Linked DNA regions of Homo sapiens: region 2 is linked to region 1. Evidence: read pairs that join two places in POLR2A ChIA-PET (ENCODE). Cell type or tissue: Caco-2. All regions are shown on one strand. Each heading gives the region's core, and the rest is flanking DNA. Links, peaks and the distances in the headings are about the cores only. Region 1 holds the start of LOC124904916 (a long non-coding RNA gene). Region 2 has its middle 46 kb from the start of ELMO2.

Region 1 (2,915 bases), core at 103-2,602:
AAGCCACCCAGCTCAAAAGGGGAAGCACCGGGGTTTGACCCATGACTCACCACTTCCTGAATCCAGCCTTTGGCCATTTCACTCCTGCTTCTTACTCTCCTTGTGGTTAGTGCAGTTCCTAAACTGGTGCAGCGTCCTCCCCTGTGCACTGGCCACAGAGATGATGGCCTCAGACATGGGCCAGTGGGAAAGCTTGGCCCGTGTGAACGAATCCAGTGACAGGTCCAGGTCCAAGTGGGCTTGGGCTGAGGCAGGGGCTTGAGGAGCTCCAGGGAGGGGTGAGTAGTTTATGCACCAGGAAGGGGAGTGACAGAGGTTTGCCCCAAAAGGCCCCTGCAAGGGGACGAAGAGGACAAGGCTTGGAATGGGGAGAGTGTGCCCCAGGTTGGAGTGATGGGGAGGAGAGATGGCAGGGACAGAATCATGGAGCCAGGAGGTTAAGTTCAGGAGCAGCGAGACCAGCTGGACAAGCTCACGACAAGGGACAAGGGAGCACTTGGAGACAGGCTGCGAAGGACATTGAATGCCACATGAAGAAGTGGGACTTTATCCTCTAGGCAGTGGGAAGCCTTAGAAGGCTTGAGAAGGAGGCAGGAAAGTGCTCAGATGGGCCCACCTCTCAGTTAGGCAGGTTTGCAGATAGACTGGCCATTTATCAGCCCAGCCACGTTCCTACCTAGCCCCATTGTGAGTCTCCTTTGATCATCAAAAACAGCTAGTCCACACTGCAGCAGAGGAAGCGAACACTTCCTTTCTCCACCCAGCACTCCACAGTGTGGTGCAGCAGAAACTGCAAGGGCTTTGAAATCAGAGGAGACCTGGGTTCAAATCCCAGCTCAGTTGTGGAGTCTTGGGCAAGTCAATGCACCCCCTCTGAGCCTCGGTTTCCCCATCTCTAAAATAGACATCATAATAGTATGTGCCTCATTCATAGGTATTAAATGTCTACCACATACCAAGTTCTGTGCCTGGTGCTCTCAGGGTTGGAAGAAGGATTAAGTGCTTAGCATATAGCAGGCCCTCGAGAAATGGTCATTACCATTTTTCTTGGTGGTCTGCACACCCATTTTTTCCCTTTCATTCTGCAACTAGTGTTAACCACATACAATTTTCCAGGCATCATGTGTGGGCTTTTCTGTATATGCCTAAAGGGAGTGGGGGAAAAGAGTCACAGATAGGGTGGAGTGAGCAGAAAGGAATCCCTTGGTTGGGACAGTGGAGCAGGAGGCAGGCTGCTTTGTTTTGGAAGAGGCTCCCGAACTACACCCCGACACACACACACGAGCAGCTTGGGCGGCAGCTGCATCATTCAGTCAGCTGCTCGTATGTTCATGCACTCACACACAGGCACACCAGAAAGCCTGTATGTGCATAAGCCTGCAGCCTTCCCTATTTATTATGCCTGCATGCATTATATATGCACATATTTATGTAGAGGAAAACCACACGTGCACCCCAGCCAGGAAGCAGCACCCTCCCCATTTTCTCCACCCTAACCTTGACAACAGCAGCATTTTGTGCTGTTGCTAACACAGAAATGCTAGCAGGTGTACCTGGCTGGCTCCTTAAGAGGATGCTGTTAGACCTCCGGCTCTGAACAGACATGGGAGCTTGGCTCTGCCACTAACTAGCCCTGTGTGACCCAGGGCAAGATACCTGGCTTCTCCGAGCCTCAGTTTCCTCCTCTGTAAAATGAGAGTGATGACAGTATCTGAGGATTCGAAGAGCTCATGATACAAAGTCTTGCTCAACAAAGAAAAGTAAGAGCTAGTCTGTACACCAAGAACCATCTTAAGGATTTCTTGGTAGTCACTTGTCCGAACCTCACAACCAGCCTGTGAGGTAGGTATTACTATCTCTGTCTCTCTCTCTTTTTTTTTTTTTTTTTTTTTTTTTGAGACAGAGTCTCACACTATCTCCCCAGCCAGAGTGCAATGGCGCGATCTTGGCTCACTGCAATCTCTGCCTCCCGGGTTCATGCAATTCTCCTGCCTCAGCCTCATGAGTAGCTGGGATTACAGGCACATGCCACCACACCCAGCTAATTTTTTGTATTTTTAGTAGAGACGGAGTTTCACCACGTTGGCCAGGCTGGTCTCAAACTCCTGACCTCGTGATCCTCCCGCCTCAGCCTCCCAAAGTGCTGGGATTATAGGTGTGAGCCACCCTGCCCGGCCTACTATCTCCATTTTTAAGAGAAGGAAACTGAAGAACAGAGAGATTAGGTGACTTGCCCAAGGTCACACATCTAGGTTTCAAACCTAGGCAGATGGGCATCAGATCTGCACCCCTAAGCACCATTCCCAGGCCTCCCTTGCATGTGTGGGTGCACACACACACGAGCTGCCACAAACTCATATTCTCTCCCTATTCCCCCAGCCTCACCTGTTCTAGTTCCCCTTGCTGCCCTTCAGGTTGTTGTCACCAAATGAGAAGTAGGACTGCAAAATTTAAGCAGAACCTTCTAGACCCACAGCTTCCTCCTGTCCTTCTCAGACTACTGTGTCCCTACATCTTACCTCCCCGCCCCCAGGCATGCAAGCCACACACTGGGTTGGGGGGACTCCTGTGTACTCCCTGCCAGACATCTCTGAATAATAATTACAGTGACAATAGTTCCCATTCATGGAGTAATTTTCCTGGAACTCAGCTAGGCACCTTACATGCGTTTCATTCTCCCGACAACTTACAAAGTAGGATTATCATCTCTATTTTGCTGGGAATTAAAGATGGAAGTGACTTGCCTGGGGGCAATGCAGACCTGGATCCAGACCCAGGGCTGAGCTGCTGCCTCTTGAGCCACTGCTCAACTATAATGCACAATCTCACACACACAGGAACACCACTCACATATTCACGCCACACAAAACACACACTGTCCACCCACAACACAGACCAAATACACAACCCATGCG
Region 2 (2,915 bases), core at 120-2,619, 250 kb before region 1:
CAAATTGAATTCCTACATCAAAGACAGAGGTAGTTTAACAGTGAGTTAGAAAACTAAATCCAACTATGTATGGCTTGTAAAAAAATGTACCTAAAACCAGGTGACAAAGGGAGTTTGAAATTTAAGGGATGATAAAAATAGATCCAGGTTTTTTTAAACATTTATCCACTAAAGTGTGACAACATAAGGGTAGTCCTGTGATTACCTTGTTTAACCAAACTTCCACAGAGTTGTAGTCTAGGGGATAGGATGGATGTTAAAAGCTGTGGCAGGGTCTGCTGATAGCCCTGCAGTAGCCATGGTTCCCTTCTTCCTTTAATAGTAGAACTCCCCAGTGAATTCTGGCAGGGCATATGGCCACCCAACTAGACTCTACATTTCCTGTCCTACTTTGCTACCAGAAAAAAACAGGAAGGAAATGGCACCTACCTGTCCATTGTAACTCTCACATGGATTATTTGGAGAGTGTAGACATTTATTTCCGATGGATTTAGTGATAATTTATCCTCCTTTGAATAACAACAAAAAGCTGAAGGCCATCAAATATACAATAGTAAGGGATTGGCTAAAGAAATTATCACACATCCAAAGGGCAGAATATCTTGCTATTTGTCGATAATAGAAAACTCTGCTATAGCAGAGTTTACTACATGCCAAGCACTATTCTAGGATATATATACATATATATATCTATGTAGAGATAGATGGATATAGATAAGACGAAACGGTTATTTAATCCTCATAACAACCTATGAAGTAGATACTGTTATCCCTGTTTTACAGATGGGTAGACCAAAGCACAGAGGTTAATTTGCCCAAGGTCATATACCTAGTAAGACATGGAGCCAGGATTTGAGTCTAGGAAGTCTGGCCCCAGAGGCCGTGCTCCTAACCATTAGCTTCTTCAAAAATGATCTTGTAGGGGAAAATCCACTGATAGGAAAATATGTTCATGTTATGTTTCTTTTCTCTCTGCAGCTAATATTTCTAACCTTTCATGGTCTTGAGAATCCACAGGAAACTGGAAAGGGCAGGGCAGGGAAGGAGCTTTCAGGCACGTCTGTCTCTTTTATTGATGGTGCTCTCTTCATCATCATTTCTAGTGAGAAACCTTTAAAGATATCTTATTTTGATTTTATTTGGAATGATGAACAGCACACTGAGAATGGGGCAACTTCTAATCTTGACATTGCCTCTAACCAACTGTGTGACCTAGTCTAGCCCAGTTTTATTAATCTTTAAATTGAGGAGGCATATTTAGATAATACTATAATGCCTTTCCATTTTTATCGTTCTGAACTTTGTATGTCAATCTATAGGGCAATCAGCACATCCTTAGAAGCCAAAGACAATGATGGATATAATATGAGTGTAGGGCCAGCTCAGATCAGGAAAGAATGAGTGGAAAATAAAGCATGTGTCTTCAGAGAATGTCTTTAGAGAAGGTTGAGATTGAATTTTCTCAGCTGGGCCTGCTGACTCTCTCCTGTCTTGAGTGTACCCTCACAGACATCCAATAAGCCTTTTATTGTGGAGTCTGCCCCCTGCCAAGCCCCTCAGCTTAGCTCCCTCCTTTGAGAAGTGCCCTGAAACGTCCATTGGCACACAACCCAAGTTGTCTCTGCATGGGGTAACACCATGCAAATTTTGCACACTCTGAACAGAAGGATCAAGAATTGTTTATAGCCCAGCTCCTTGCCTGGGGCTTTTCCACCCCTGCCTAGAGCTCTGGTGTGAGGTCTCACTGAATTTCTATTCCAGGAGTCTTGTCCTCCTAACACACAAGATCCATTGCATTCACATGGAGTCAGTATCTGAGCTCCAAGCACAGCTTCACTTTAGACAGGACCTCTCACCTGATAACCAATATTTGTCGCTGATAGTACACATTGGCCCCTGAATCTCACACTGGCTTCTGGTAAACTCAAACCAGGGGTGCTAGGAACAAATACAGGCCAGAGAGTACATAAGCCATCCTGAAGCTGCAGAAATACAGTGTCCTCCCAAACACCAAAGAAACATCAAGAAATCCTGGGCCTAGGAGGCTGGAGTCCATTTTTCTTCAGCATTTATTTCTTGTGGAGTCATTAAGATCATTTCATGGGGCTGAGTGCTGTGAAGAATTCAAAGACAGTTAACATCCAAGTCTGGGTTTTTGGCAATATGGCGTATTGGCGAAGCACAACACGGGATGGAAAGCAGTTCTGGGATTTAAAACCCCAGCACTTCCGCCACCTACCTGTTAATGTTGGATGACTGGCTTCACTTCTCTGAGCATCCATTTTCTTATTAAAATAAAGATGACATAAAATAATAAGATATCAGTACTAACCTCACAATAAACATGTTCATTGGTACACTTAATTAAAAGAACCTAGCAAAGTATCTTGCATAATAGAAGCAATGGCTTTTATTAGGATCTTGTTATGTGCAAGCAAAGGTATGCATGCCATATCACATTTAATCTCCAAAACAGGCCTACAAGATAAGTTCTCTTTCCATGCTCATCTTAAAGATGAGGAAAACAAGGCTGATAGATATTCCTTAAAATTACTGGAGTTAGGCCAGGCGCGGTGGCTCACTCTTGTAATCCCAGCACTTTGGGAGACTGAAGCGGGCGGATCACCTAGGTCAGGAGTTCGAGACCAGCCTGGCCAACATGGTGAAACCCCGTCTCTACTAAAAATACAAAAATTAGCCAGGCATGATGGCGCATGCCTGTAATCCCAGCTACTCAGGAGGCTGAGACAGGAGAATCACTTGAACCTGGGAGGTGGAGGTTGCAGTGAGCCGATGTCATGCCATTGCACTCCAGCCTGGGCAACAGAGCGAGACTCCATCTCAAAAAAAATTACTGGAGTTATAGAGAAGCCCAGATCCCATAGAGACCCTGACTTGCACACAGGTCTCTGGCA

Evidence for each region. ChIA-PET counts read pairs that join two places held together with the same protein. Peaks named below come from ENCODE experiments on the same cell type or tissue, not always from the same donor. Only the 100,000 strongest peaks of a DNase experiment are listed, where the experiment ranks them.
Region 2: POLR2A ChIA-PET joins it to region 1 with 11 read pairs; 2 of 35 experiments call an interaction of 5 or more read pairs at or near these places.

Annotation. Positions count from the first base shown.
Region 1 is chr20:46,203,375-46,206,289 of GRCh38, reverse strand. All of the region lies in intron 7 of CDH22 (cadherin 22), which reads left to right. LOC124904916 (a long non-coding RNA gene) reads right to left here and starts at 1,429. Exons shown (of 3, transcript XR_007067611.1): 1 at 51-1,429. RefSeq lists an enhancer at 101-180. In Caco-2, for the core only: no CTCF peak of the experiment used is centred there; no DNase peak of the experiment used is centred there.
Region 2 is chr20:46,451,400-46,454,314 of GRCh38, reverse strand. No RefSeq gene overlaps it. Among named protein-coding and RNA genes, the nearest start is that of ELMO2, 46 kb to the right of the region's middle. In Caco-2, for the core only: no CTCF peak of the experiment used is centred there; no DNase peak of the experiment used is centred there.